Linked DNA regions of Homo sapiens: regions 1 and 3 are each linked to region 2. A link is a contact called in ENCODE Hi-C data. All regions are on one chromosome and are shown on one strand. The core of a region is the stretch at or near the end of the contact, and the rest is flanking DNA. Distances in the headings are between cores, read along the strand shown.

What was found. Hi-C counts contacts between places; a loop is a spot of excess contacts on that map. Pooled maps may share reads with other maps.
Region 1: a pooled map shows a loop between it and region 2 (7-fold over the local background). The contact joins the promoter of HYCC2 here to the promoter of SUMO1 in region 2. A Hi-C loop is called at or near these places in 6 of 50 pooled maps.
Region 3: a pooled map shows a loop between it and region 2 (9-fold over the local background). The contact joins the promoter of SGO2 here to the promoter of SUMO1 in region 2. A Hi-C loop is called at or near these places in 5 of 50 pooled maps.

Annotation. Positions count from the first base shown.
Region 1 is chr2:201,070,114-201,075,006 of GRCh38, forward strand. HYCC2 (hyccin PI4KA lipid kinase complex subunit 2) reads right to left here and starts at 1,558. Exons shown (of 13, transcript NM_001321623.1): 1 at 1,497-1,558. It overlaps NDUFB3 (NADH:ubiquinone oxidoreductase subunit B3), which reads left to right and starts at 1,888. Exons shown (of 3, transcript NM_002491.3): 1 at 1,888-1,946. RefSeq lists enhancers at 1,031-1,170, 1,161-1,786, 1,271-1,540, 1,561-1,650, 1,787-2,410.
Region 2 is chr2:202,235,745-202,240,237 of GRCh38, forward strand. It overlaps SUMO1 (small ubiquitin like modifier 1), which reads right to left and starts at 2,853. Exons shown (of 5, transcript NM_003352.8): 1 at 2,696-2,853. The coding sequence starts at 2,707. It also overlaps the pseudogene STMP1P1. RefSeq lists a silencer at 2,318-2,507.
Region 3 is chr2:200,523,265-200,528,107 of GRCh38, forward strand. It overlaps SGO2 (shugoshin 2), which reads left to right and starts at 2,943. Exons shown (of 9, transcript NM_152524.6): 1 at 2,943-2,988. RefSeq lists a silencer at 2,812-2,861.

The sequences.
Region 1 (4,893 bases), core at 308-2,807, 1.2 Mb before region 2:
ACAAAATCAAGTTTTTATGTCGTTTGCCCTTCCATAACACATACTGAATAGAATTCCTATTTTAATTCTACATTTTATTGTGGAAACAATGAATTATAAAATTTTTTTAAATAAGATAATTTAGTTAATTATATCTATAAATATATTTTGCCTCTGTCCGAGAGGTTCAGAGTCCACTTTTTAAACCTAATAAATAATTCATAAGTAGCTTCTCAGACTTGCTTACAGAACAAACTACTTAAAAGTTGACTTTTTTCTGCCGGGCACGGTGGCTCACGCCTGTAATCCCAGCACTTTGGGAGGCCGAGGCGGGCGGATCATCTGACGTCCGGAGTTCGAGACCAGCCTGACCAACATGGAGAAACCCCGTATCTACTAAAAATACAAAATTAGTCGGGCGTGGTGGCGCATGCCTGTAATCCCAGCTACTCCGGAGGCTGGGGCAGGAGAATGGCTTGAACCCGGGAGGCGAAGGTTGCTGTGAGCCGAGATCGCGCCATTGCACTCCAGCCTGGGCAACAACAGCGAAACTCCGTCTCAAAAAAAAAAAAAGTTTATTTTTTTCCCCATATTCAGACCACCACCTTATTTGCACAGTCCCTAACTTCCACAATATCCTGGGGGGAGGAAGGGATCTACCAACTAATTTTCTAGTCATTTTCCAACTTACACTGAGCTCCTACTGTACATTTTTAAAGGATTCCCCACTTTTCTGAAGATCTTTAAAAAATGTTGTCAGCCTTGACCCTCAAATAAATTCACGAACTACAAAACATGAACCTGGCCACATTCATCGCAAACTAGTATCTGTCAAGTCCATAATTGGGATAAGCTCTTCGTGACTACTCTATCCTCCATGCTACCACCCTTCGCCTAGAGAACCTGCCAATGTAAATGGCACTCAAGCCAATGAAAAAAGTGTTCTAACACATTAATAGGTTGCAAGACCTCCTCTCCCAGGAGGGACAACCTAGTTGTTTGGGTAAATAACAGCCAAAGATTACATAATGTACAGCAATAATGAGTGTTCAGAATCTGACCGCCAGTAAATATTTTTCTTCTCCGCTCCCCCTCACCACCCCCAGGAAATGGCCCTAAGAAGCAATCACTGGGATTTCTCTTAACTGTCTTCAATGCCGTGTCCTTTTCTCGCCTGGGGCTTTGTGCAAAGAATCCCTTCAGCCCTCACGACACCGCCTTGCTCCCGCCTCTCCTCCCTCTCTGCTGGCGCCACCGCAGCCCCCACGCCCTAGGTGGGCCCCCACGTCGCCCCACAAGGCTCGGCTTCCACCCGCCTCGGCTGCCGCCTTCTCCTCCTCACGACCCTCCCAAGATGCTACCTGGTTTACGAGAGGTTCCGGGACCACCAACACACCGGCTACCGCCTTTCCAGACCACCCTCGCCAGCTCCCGTCTGTAGTTTCCGCGGCCGAAGGAGAAGAAAACCCCTCTTCATCTAGCACTTTGCCTCCCCCAAAGACAGCACCGCCGCCTACCTGTCACCCTGCTGTCTCCGGCTTCCTACCGCCGCCGCCTCCCGCAGCAGCCTGCCAACTGCAGCGCAACAACCAACCCTCTCATTGGGTGAGAACACGCTCTCAACAACAGCCTCCCTTATTGGCTGCAGTATGCCGGCAGCCCCGCCCTGTGTGCGGTGTCTAAGGATTCCGTCCCCAAGCAAGGACAACATATTATCTTCCCCGCCCTTCTCTTTTCTACAGTATCTGTTACCTCAGTCAGATTGAGGATGCACATATACTGGGAAAATAATCGACTTCCAGCGTCCCTCATGTAGTCTCTACCTGATTCAGGAATCTCTAACCCAGTATCGGAACGTTAAGCGGCTTCTCCGCTTTCCTGCCGTGAGAAACTCGAGGTGACAACCTCCGTTTCCGGTTGGCTCCGGTTGCAGAGTTGAGTGTCCTGAGAGGTCAGATTGCTGTCAGGTAAATTAGGGAGTTGGTGGGAGGCCCGTTGATTAGGATTAAGAGCTAGACTCTATTCTGGGGAGTGCAGAAAAGGAGAGACTAAATGGAGAAGGATGGGAGGCTGGGAGGGAGATCAAAGAACTAGCAGGCGAGAACTAATGAAGTCCTAGTTTAGAGTTGGGGTAGGAAGAGGTGGTTGGAGGATTCAGTGATCATTACTGTAGTTGTTAAATCCAGGTGCTTGTTCCCGCTTCTGCCACACGCAAAATTGTCTTTGTTTGCCTTTGGATCGCAAAGGCAGAAGAACAGCATCACTAAAAGTAATAACAGTTCATTTGTTTTTTATGTTCTAATATTCATATAATCACAGTTTTTAATACGAGGAAGTTAAGATATATACTTGATAGTCTTCGGTAAACTAAAATTGCATGTAGTGGAAGTAGCATTATCTTCTTATTTCTTTCTTAGGGAAAGGATACCAGCACATTTTCTTAGAGCCAGCTTCCTTTAGTGGAGGTTGATCTTCATGAGACTTTTAGATTCACTTCAGACATAGATAGCTTTTAAAATTTTTGGTTGCATGTTTTTTCTTTATTTAACTAATTTCCTTACTGTTATTATTTGAGCTGCTCTGAAACGGAAATAACCACCATTTTTCAGTCCTCAGCACAATTTAAGTCAATTTTTCTATTTTTATTTTTTATTGTCAAGTATATATACAGAAGGGTGTATAAAACATACATTTTAAAAAATTATAACTAACAGAAGCAGACACTCCTGTATCCACCTCTTAGATTAGAAAATAAAGCATTGCCAATAACTTAGAACATGCAGTCTTAACAGGGGTGATTTTACATTTCAAGGGGTTGAAAATTGGTGGGGCCGGGGTCGGAATCTTAGTTACTACAATGATTTGTGTCCCTCCAAAGGGCCACAGTATATAAACAGTTATACAGTATATATGTAGTGTTAAATTTTCATGGCGGGGGGTGTGATTAGGAATAAAATGTCTAGAAAGGTTCCTTACAGGGACAATAGTTAAAAATTGGTTGAAAAACACTGCCTTAGAATCTCCCAGTATGTTTCTGTGATTCCATCTCCTCCACCAAGAGGTAACCATTATCCTGACTTGTGCTAAGCACTCACTTGTTTTACTTTAATTTTTCCGTCTATGATGAATTCCTAAAAAATGAATTGTTAGGCATTTCAATCTATATAAATGGGTTCAGAGTGCATGTGTATTTTTTTCTGACTCACCCCTTGCTCATTATCCATATTTGTGGAGATTCAATCACACTTTTGCATGTAGTTTTTTGTTGTATAATATTCTACAGTGTGACTATACCATAATCCCTTCTATTGTTATTGGACATTTGGGTTGTTTACAGTTGGGAGAGAGAATAAACAATGTGGCTATAAAGGTTCTTTTAAAAACATATTTCTTAGGCTGGGCACGGTGGCTCACGCCTGTAATCCCAACACTTTGGGTGGCCGAGGCAGGCGGATAATGAGGTCCAGAGATCGAGACCATTCTGACCAACATGGTGAAACCCAGTCTCTACTAAAAGTACAAAAAATTAGCCGGGTGTGGTGGTGCACGCCTGTAATCCCAGCTACTCGGTAGGCTGAGGCAGGAGAATCACTAGAACCTGGGAGGCGGAGGTTGCAGTGAGCCGACATTGCACCACCCACTGCACTCCAGCCTGGCGACAGAGTGATACTCCATCTCAAAAAAAAAATTTGTTTTTTTTTAAAGACTAGAGGCTTGATGTCTCTAAGAAAATATTTTAAATATATTTTTTATATTCCATAAATATAAACCTTTGATCTGTGATTATGTTTATAAGATTTACAGTTGATAAAGTAGATTCATATATCCAAATTGTTCCAAAGACACTTTTATTTATTTATTTTATTTGTATATTTTTTGAGACAGAGTCTCGCTCTGTCGCCCAGGCTGGAGTGCAGTGGCGCGATCTCGGCTTAGTGCAATCTTCACCTCCCAGGTTCAAGTGATTCTTCTGTCTCACCCTCCCTAATAGCTGGAACTACAGGCATGTGCTACCATGCCCAGCTAATTTTTTTATTTTTAGTAGAGACGGGATTTTGCCATGTTGGTTAGGCTTTTCTTGAACTCCTGACCTCAGGTGTTCCACCTGCCTCAGCCTCCCAAAGTGCTGGGATTACAGGCGTGAGCCACCGCTCCTGGCCTCCAAAGACACATTAATATTTTCTAATAACGATTTGATCATCTGTTTTGAGATTAAGTTAATTAAAATTAAATTAAAATTCCCAGTTCCCAACTGCACCAGCCACATTTCAAGTGCTAGTGGCTACCATATTGGACAGTGTCTATCTAGAATATATGTACTAGGAGTGGAATTGATGGCCATAAGGTATTCATATGTTCAGCTTTTTTTTTTTTTTTTTTTTGAGATAGAATCTCACTCTGTCACCCAGGCTGGAGTGCAGTGGCGCAATCTCGGCTCACTGCAACCTCCACCTCCTGGGTTCAAGTGATTCTCATTCCTCAGCCTCCTGAGTAGCTGGGACTACAGGTGTGTGCTACCACACCTGGCTAATTTTTGTATTTTTAGTAGAGACAGGGTTTCCCCATGTTGGCCAGGCTGGTCTCAACTCCTGGCCTCAAGTGATCCACCTGCCTTGGCCTCCCAAATTGCTGGGATTACAGGCGTGTGCCACTGCGCCCAGCCATGTTCAGCCTTTCTAGGTCTTGCCAGTTTTTCAGAATGGTTGTGCTTAGTTACATTCTCACCACCTAAGTATGAAAGTAGAAGGCACATCACAATGTGTTTTCCTCAGCTCTCACGATCTTGCAAGGTAGGTTTTATCTTCATGTTATATGAAGAAACTGAAGTTCAGGGAAATTAAGTGATTTGCCTTGGATTTTACTTTTACTAGTGCAAAGTAGGAGAATTTCAAGCTCTTACTTTACAGGTCACGA
Region 2 (4,493 bases), core at 1,603-4,102:
CCCCACTTAGGCCTCCCAAAGTGCCAGGATTACAGGTGTGAGGCGCTGCACCCGGCCAATGTACTGAGTCTTTTTTTTTTTTTTAAACGGAGTCTCACTCTGTCGCCCAGGCTGGAGTGCAGTGGAGTGATCTCCAGTTACTGCAACCTCCGCCTCCCGGGTTTAAGCAGTTCTCCTGCCTCAGCCTTCTGAGTAGCTGGGATTACAGGTGCGCACCACCACGCCTGGCTATTTTTTGTATTTTTAGTAGAGACGGGGTTTCACCATGTTAGTCAGGCTGGTCTAGAACTCCTGACCTCGTGATCCACCCAACTTGACCTCCCAAAGTGCTGGGATTACAGGCTTAAGCCACTGCACCCGGCGAGTCCTAATGATGTTGGTCAATCAGCCTACAGCAACAGTTCTCAAACTTTTTGTTCTCAGGAATCTTACACTTAAATTTATTTAGAATCCCATAAAGCTTTTGTTAGGTTGGTTACATCTATTGATGTTTACAGTATTAAACACTGAAAACTGAGAAATGTCTTAAATATTAATTCATTTTAAAATACCAACAAACCTGTTATATGTTAACAAATATATATTTTTATTAAAAATATTTTTCAAAACAAAATTAATGAAAGAGTGGGACTGTTACACATTTTTGCAAATCTCTTTAATGTCTGGCTTAATAAAAACAGCTAAACAGCTGGATTTTCACATCTGCTTCCACATTTAATTTGTTTTATCACAAGTCATGTTAGTTTCTAGAAACGTCCATTGAACACTCATGAAAGAATGACAGTGAAAAAGACAAATAATGTCCTAGTATGAACATGAAATAAAAGAATCTATTTGTATCCTAGGTCCTTCATTTCTTTATGTATCTCTTAAATAACCTGACTTCAAAATGGAGCAATAAATTCTACATTTTATAATTATTTCTTTATGTTGCTCTTCCATCAGTCTACAATAAATTTCAAAATGCTTCCTAGACGCTTCTGGGAAACAAAATAAAAGGCTGACGAAACTAAGCATTTACGCCTATACTTTTCTTCCTAGTAACCAAGTAAACAACTACCTAGGGAAACACAATGCCCACTTGGGAATTAATCTAGATTATTAGTAAGTAGATCCATCCAAAATTCATCTAGATTATGGTTAAGCTTTAAAATGTTAAGTGTACATTTTGTACAATAGTACCAATCTGCAAAAACCTCACTTGCTCTCACGAAATGGTACAAAACTGGGTTAAAAGCCAAGGGAATAGGTGTGTTAAATTTAAAAGTTCAAGTACATCGTGGAGTTGAATGAAAAATAGTTTTCTGAATAACTACCATTAAATGAGTAAAAGTCCAAAAATAATGTAAAAAGTCAAAGTCGGCTGGGCGCGGTGGCTCACGCCCGTAATCCCAGCACTTTGGGAGGCCGAGGTGGGCGGATCACGAGGTAAGGAGATCGAGACCAGCCTGGCCAATATGGTGAAACCCCGTCTCTACTAAAAATACAAAAATTAGCTAGGTGTGGTGGTGAGTGCCTGGTGGTGAGTGCCTGTAATCCCAGCTACTCGGGAGGCTGAGGCCCGAAAATTGCTTGAACCCAGGAGGCGGGAGGGTGCAGTGAGTGGAGATCGCACCACTGCACTCCAGCCTGGCGACACAGCGAGACTCCGTCTCAAAAAAAAAAAAAAGTCAAAGTCGTCTGAGCAAACAAAAGACCAGACAAAAACTTTATGAATTAAAAACTAGCCATAAAGTTGTTTAATTAGAACAGGATGAGGAAGAAAAGGGGAAATCGATCACTCCTGATTAAGTGCAAATCCCAAGTAAATTATTGATACTAACAGTGAGCTGGAGCACTTTGCCTTACCAGGCAACTTTCTGCAAATATTCTGCAACGACTCTACATACACAAAGTTTTCCTATGCTTTTCCTCAAAAATATGAGACTTCCTCAGGTTAATGCCCAGGTGAGATGCTTTTTGTTGCTCTAGCAGTTTAGTTCTATTTTCTTTCTTGGTTATTATGAATGCTCTCTTACAACTGGAGAGCTAGGATGAACCAATCCCGAGTAAGAAACGGGAAAGTACAGTAAAGAGGCGACAGCTCTGCACCCCCACACGGAAAAAGACTCAGAGGAGAGCAGCGGCATCCTTGCCCTAGCTCCAATCCGAACGGAGGCAGGATTCCCAACAACATCGGACGTCTCCCTCCCTCGCCGCCCCACGCCCTCCCGACGAAGAAGCAAAAAGTGGAGAGTCCAGCCGCTTCTCAGGGCCACGGAGCCTCCCAGTCAGGGATTCTCTCCCGTTACATAACTAAGGCCTAGGGCCCTGCTTCTGCGATTAGTCCTCTGGAAGGAGACGGACGGGTTCTCCAGAGACCCTCCCAGGGAGGTGGAAGCGGGGCTCTGCACCTAGTCGACCCGGGAGAAAGAAGTGGGACGACATGAGGGAGGCCGCCACCAAAGGCGGTGGGGTACGGGGGTGATGAGCGAGCCCGGAGAGGGGCGGGCGGCTCCGGGAGCCCCGCAGCAGGCCCCGGCACCTCCGGCCGTAGTCGGCTCCTCTCCCTCGCCTGCCTAGTCCCCACCGGCCGCCCCCTCCCCCATTCCGCGCTCCCCTCCCCCGCGCCTCCATCCCCGACCCCAGCCTAGCGGCAGGCAGACCTGCAGGGAAGGCCCTGGCCACCGCCGTTGGATGGCTCCCAGCCCGGTACCTGGTCAGACATGATGACGGTGGCTTCACCCGGGGGTCTCCGCACAGCAGCGGCCTCGGGTAAGCAGAACCTCGCTCCGGGGTTTACAAATCCTTCTCCCTTCCCCACAGCACAACACCGCGGCTGCAGTAACTTCCGCTACGCCTCGCGTCACTTCCGCTTCGCGCAGGGAGGAGGGAGAGAGAGAAGAGAGGAAAGACAAGGCGGGAAATGGGTGGGGGAGCAGCCAAGGGGAGGGGCAGGCTGTGGAGCTGCTTTGCCGGTGGTCGCGCGGGTGAACGGCAGTTTTGTCAGCTCCTTCAAGGACCAGGTCCTGCGCATCAGTACTAGGGCCATCCCCCAGGAGCAAAGGTCCTGGCTCCATGTCTCAATGTTTGGAGCCACTCTCACAACCTAGATTGCTCTCTCCGTTACACCTTGCGCGTCTCTGACGACTGAGCCGAGATACTTCTTTTGTCTCCTCCCAGCCTTGCTCATCAACCCCCAACCCCCAAATATGTTTATTTGAATGCCAGTACTTCTAGCTCTAGAACCAACATTTTCGGTTAACCAGCACCCTTGCCAAACACATGACCGTGATTTAAAACAACAAGAAAGCAACGACCCAACACAATCTTGACGGCTACTGATGCTAAAGACCGCTGCTGAAAGTTCTAAATGGGGAGTGAGTAATTCCAACCCTTGAATTGGTTGCTTTGAGTTAAGGTTAAAGAATGATTCTTCTTGGCAGGGCGCTGTGGCTCACGCCTATAATCCCAGCACTTTGGGAGGCCGAGGCGGGCGGATCACCTGAGATCAGGAGTTCGAGACCAGCCTGGCCAACACGGTGAAACCACGTCTCTACTAAAAATAACAAAAATTAGCCGGGCGTGGTGGCTGGCGCCTATAATCCCAGCTACTAGGGAGGCTGAGGCTGGAGAATCGCTTGAACCCGGGAGGCGGAGGTTGCAGTGAGCCGAGATCCGCGCCATTGCACTGCAGCCTGGGCGACAAGAGTGAAACTCCCTCTCAAAAAAAAAAAGGTGGCGGGGGGGGCGATTCCGCTCCCCTCGCATGGGGAAGCAGGCTCTGACCGGCCTGCAGAGCTGCAGCAGCCCTTTGCGCCCTCCTCGCCCTCCCCACCAACATCATGCTCCAATTCCTGCTTGGATTTACATTGGGCAACGTGGTTGGAATGTATCTGGCTCAGAACTATGACATACCAAACCTGGCTAAAAAACTTGAAGAAATTAAAAAGGACTTGGATGCCAAGAAGAAACCCCCTACTTCATGAGAATGCCTCCAGCACTGCCTTCGGGATATACTGATTCTACTGCTCTTGAGGGCCTCCTTTACCATCTGAACCAAAAGCTTTTGTTTTCATCTCCAGCCTCTGGGCTCCTCTTTGCTAGACCCTGTGTTTTTGGCTTTAGAGCAAGCAAAATGGGGCCTCAATTTGAGAACTACCCTACATTTCCAACATACTCACCTCTTCCCATATTCCCTTTCCAACTGCATGGGAGGTTCTAAGACGAATTGTGGTGCTAGATTAGTAAACATGACTTTTAATGGAAAAAAAAAAAAGAATGATTCTTCTTAGATTTCTTCTGTAAAACACAATGGCCCTACTGGCATACACAGTGGCCCTACGGGCATACTCATGGAGGATAAGAATATAAACAAATAGAATTGAGAATCCTGAAATAAATCAATAACCCTCACATTTACATCAACAAAAACACCAAGACAAATCAATGGTGAAAGAACAGTCTTTTCAACAGTTGGTACTACCACTGCTGGACATTCACATGCAAAAGAA
Region 3 (4,843 bases), core at 1,693-4,192, 1.7 Mb before region 2:
GGTTACCTCTCACTAAGAAGCCACCATCATCATAATCATCATCATCATCAACACAACAACAAAAGCCAGACACAGGCTGTTCAGGACTCCCTTGCAGCAGGACTTGTAGCATATGATTCAGGTTTGACGAGTCAGACACACCCAAACCAGGTCTAGCAACAGGAGCTAGTAATGCCAAGCAGCAGTGATGGGAAAACTGCAGCACAACTATGCCCACTTTCCCATATGCAGTGGTGGTCCCAGTGGTCCCAGCAGCAGTGGTGGTCCCAGTGGCGGCATCTAGTGCCACTGTTGGCTGTACAAGATCAGCTGCATCCTCAAAGGGCTATTTTTGGTAGCATGACCATGGCTAGGTGCTCGTCTGCTGCCAAGCTCCCCTTATTTTCCAAGCCTGTATCTCTATCCTACCCAGAAATGCTTTAACCCACCCAATATTCTTTTCTGCTTCTATCAGCCTGGGTTAATTTTCCTTGGTGCAATTCATCCTGCCAGACTGGTACAGATGATCAGGTCAGATGGTTTCATAAGATGTAAGTACACTCCTTCTACTTTGTTTTATTGCTTTATTGATTTGCAGTGTTCTTTACTTGGCTCCTGCTCAGGGACTGTTCTTGGATGATTTTTGTTTTAGTAATGCCGATATGTTAAAGAGGGTTTTTCTGGTTTTTGTTTTATGGCAATTACACTTTCTCTCTTTCCTTTCCTTCCCATCCCTTTTTTGGTGTGAGTGATTGTGTCTTAGGACAATCAAATTTTAATTGACTGGAATCTATGCTTAGGTAGAGAAAATCAGGCAACTAACAAGTATAAGAATAAAGGAAAACAGATGGAGAGGAACAAAATCAGTGCCCAGTGCAGGAGAGTATCACAACAGGTCTGTGAGCTCATTTAATGTAACTAGTTTCTTTTACAGATAAAATACTTGAAACAAGGAACACACAGCTAATGGCTCAGCCACAACTATAATAACTGCATCTCCAGACTTCTCATCCAGGGCTCCTGCCTCTATCCATTATACCAAGAGGCAAAAGGCAAATAACTAAAAAGCAAGCTGAGATCACGTTAAATTTAACCCGACTAATTATACTTTTAGGTTTATGGTTGTATATGATACTAATTTACATTTTCAAGAGGTTTTACAATTTACAAAGCAGTTAAATCCTTTCAACTGCTCTGAGATAAGGTAGCACTTTTTTTTTTTTTTTTTTTTTTTTTTTTTTTGAGACGGAGTCTTGCTCTGTCGCCCAGGCTGGAGTGCGGTGGCGCGATCTCGGCTCACTGCAAGCTCCGCCTCCCGGGTTCACGCCATTCTCCTGCCTCAGCCTCCGGAGTAGCTGGGACTACAGGCGCCCGCCACCACGCCCGGCTAATTTTTTGTATTTTTAGCAGAGACGGGGTTTCACTGTGTTAGCCAGGATGGTCTCGCTCTCCTGACCTCGTGATCCGCCCGCCTCGGCCTTCCAAAGTGCTGGCATTACAGGCGTGAGCCACCGCGCCCGGCTAGCACTTTTTTTTTTAAAGAGGTCTTGGTATTCATGTCTTGATAAATGTTTTAGCATCTCTTCTACCTCTGATTTTCCTGTCTCCCTTTTCTATTTGTTTTGGTTTTGAAGCTGTAACTACAAAATGTGTCCATTGGGAAGAGAGCAATATTAATGTATTTGAACAAAAGGGCCCATTGATTGAAACCATCATAAAAATATATGGGATGCTGTTTAACTCCATTTTACAAATAAGGAAACAGAAGCCCAGAGAGATTAAGTAGTTTGGCCAAGATTAAATAACCATTAAATGGCACAGTCACTACAAGGTTCATTTAAAAAAACATATAACATACATTGAGCATTTAATGTGTCAGGCTGGGTAAACAAGATATAGTGCTAGTTAACTCCTAGGTAAGCATAAATTTCTATAACCAGTATATTACTTTGTAAACCACTGTCTTCTGGAATTTTAGCAGCTGGACAATCAGTAAATACTTTTCTACTTACACAAGATTCATGTAACCAGATCTGTTTGGAGACTGATCGTGATTTATATTAGACTAAAAGATCTTAACTCAAAAGCATGTTTTGCATCATTTGTCTAGATTCTTTAAAGTAAAAATGGAAAGCTGTAATTCTCAAATGTCTTCGAATGAACAAAAAATTGACAAGAATATGAAGCTGACTGCATTACTGTATCATCAATTATTGGAACCTTGATTTAACAAGCTATTTTCATTTTCAGTCCAATGGCATACAAAGAGGAAATTTTATTCTTTGTAGTTTCTCCAAATTCTTTGTAAAAATTATGAAAGTAATTTGCGAAAAATAAGCGAATTGACATGGAATATAAGGTGAATAATACATTTTTAAAATGTAGTTGTGTATAATGGAAAACGTCATTCTTGTATATTCAGCTAAAACAGACCATTAGTGCAAGACCTAAATATTAATGAGATCCGGGGTTTGCAACGAAATGTCATTGCTGCTTTTCCCCCAGAAAGTTAAAAGAAAAACGGGGAGAGCTTTTAAGTGAAAACTAAATGTGCTGGCGTCACACTTGGAAATGCAAGGATGCAGAAGAAATGGTAAGATGTGGGTGGGTAGTATCCCAGTAAACAACATAAACCTTCTAACAGACTTGAGGTGGCTGTCAAGCCTTTCAGACATGTGATTGATAATGAATGTCAGAGGAGAGTTTCCTTTTCCATCAACGCTTCAGGAGACAGCGGACCGCCACCAACACAGGGCGGAAGAGCACCCCTGTCACGCAGACTGTGCCGCCCCCGGCTCGCCTGGGCACGCCCCTTCCTGCCCTAGCAGCGGCGTCCCGCCCTTTCCGCCTTTCACTTCCTAGTAACCGCCCTCCCTTGCTCCATCTTCGCAGGACCCGATTGGCTGATGGGGCAACCGCCAACGGCTGTGGCGTTTAAACCCAAGCCGCAGCCGCTGCTGCTCGCCGAGCTCCCGGAGCTGGGTGGGGGTGCCCCACGCTGAAAGAGAGGTAAGTTAGTGGCCTGCGGCAGTTGACGTGACCGCCCTCTCCCTGTCGGGATCGGTGTCGTTCTTGAGTCGGTTCTCTAGGCGCTGTCCGCCTCGGTCTCCGGCTCGTCTTCCGCCCTCTGTCCTCCGGGATCCGGGACGGCGGCCCCTCTCCGGCTACGAGGGGTTCGTTGACGGAGTCCTGTTTTGGCTTTGAGTCGCTGCCTCTTGTTTCTGAGATTTGAGCGTCCGGCAGGGCGAGCGGGGAGAGCCACCAGTTAGGTCAGCTACTTAAGGGAAGATATTTCTGTCTCTGGGACTGCTCTACTCCCTTGAACAGTTTCTAGGGCATTGTGAGCGCTCAGTACGTGTCTGCGGAATGAATGTTAGGGACTGCGTGCCAAAGTTCTCGAAGGAGCCCTCTCGTTTGGAGAGGCTGGCTGAAGGCGAAGGGGTGATGGAAGACTAGGGAGAACTTGGAACTTAGAACTTGAGCTGCTTGATGTACAGGTAGGATTTCAGTAGAGAATAGGGACAATGATTTTTTAGATGAGGTATCCAATTCAGGAGAATTGGATGTGGAACTGAGTATTTCGTATTTAGAGATAGTCGAGATGCTGGCCGGACAAGTGTCACAGAGTGCTGGTATTGAGTGCTGATAGTTTACCAGGTCCCGTACTAGACACTGTACATACATTGGCTCATTTAGTCCCTACAAGGAGATGCCCTTATTTTTTATGGTTTTATAAATCTGGAAATTGAGACGAAGAGGTGTTGAGATCACATAGCTATGAAACGTTGGAACTGGAGCTCCAACACAGTTGTAATCACTATCATAATGTCTCAGTGTCTATATGGTAAATCACCCTGGAACAGTACCCCAAATGCCTGGTTCTGGCTCCTAAAGTTTCCCTTGGTGAGGTCATTGATGTAGGGGGTTGCAGGGCAGTGTCAAGGAACACTCCCAGATTTCTGGCATGAGGATTTGAATAGGCGATTGACAGTGTCGTTTATTAAATTAAGGAATTGTGTCAGAACCAGCTTATTGGGGAGGGCAGTCCAGCTGTGGTTTCCTAATTAGTAAAGTGAGATTTGATATTCCAGACTGGATTTTTTGGGAGATGAACTAGATTTCTATGTTAGGATCCCTTTCAGGTGTGTGAGATGCAACAGTTTGTGGGGAGTTTCTGTGTTCTACTGTCTTTGAGATAGATAGTGATCTTTGATTTTAAAGTTTCTTCCTGGCAAAACGTTTAAAAGAACTGTTGAGCCTTAATCTTGAAAGGTTTCTGGTTCAACTTATTCCCCATTGCAGAAATTTCTTCTAAAACCATCTTTCCGTTATTTGCTTGACACCTCCCAACATCTGCTTAACACTTTCAAAGGAGACCCATTCCAAGAGTGGGCGGTTTTTCTATTGGAAAGTTCTTCCATTCATTCATAGTCACTTCTTCCACAAATGTTTATCCAGCAGCTGCTATGTGGCAGGCACATTTCTGTACTAAGGTACAGAAGCAAACAAATTTGACAAAAGTTTATGCCCTCATTGAACTTACAATTTAGTAGGAGAAAACAGATAATAAGTTAACTATTTAATTTTATCTTAGACATTGATAAGTTAACGGAGAAAAATAAAACAGAAGGGGAGAATGGGGGTAAGTGTGCAGTTTTTAAGTAGTTTGGACTGGGAAGGCTCACTAAGAAAGTGACATTTTGGCAAATGCTCGAAGGAAGTGAGCAAGCCCTGTGGTCATTTGAAGGAAGAGTTGATACAAAGGGAAGAAGGAATAAAAGTTTCTGCTTTAGAGCATGTCAAGGTAGGCAGTGTGGCCAGAGATTATTGAGCAAGAGAAAGATTAATGAAAAGGATTAGAAAG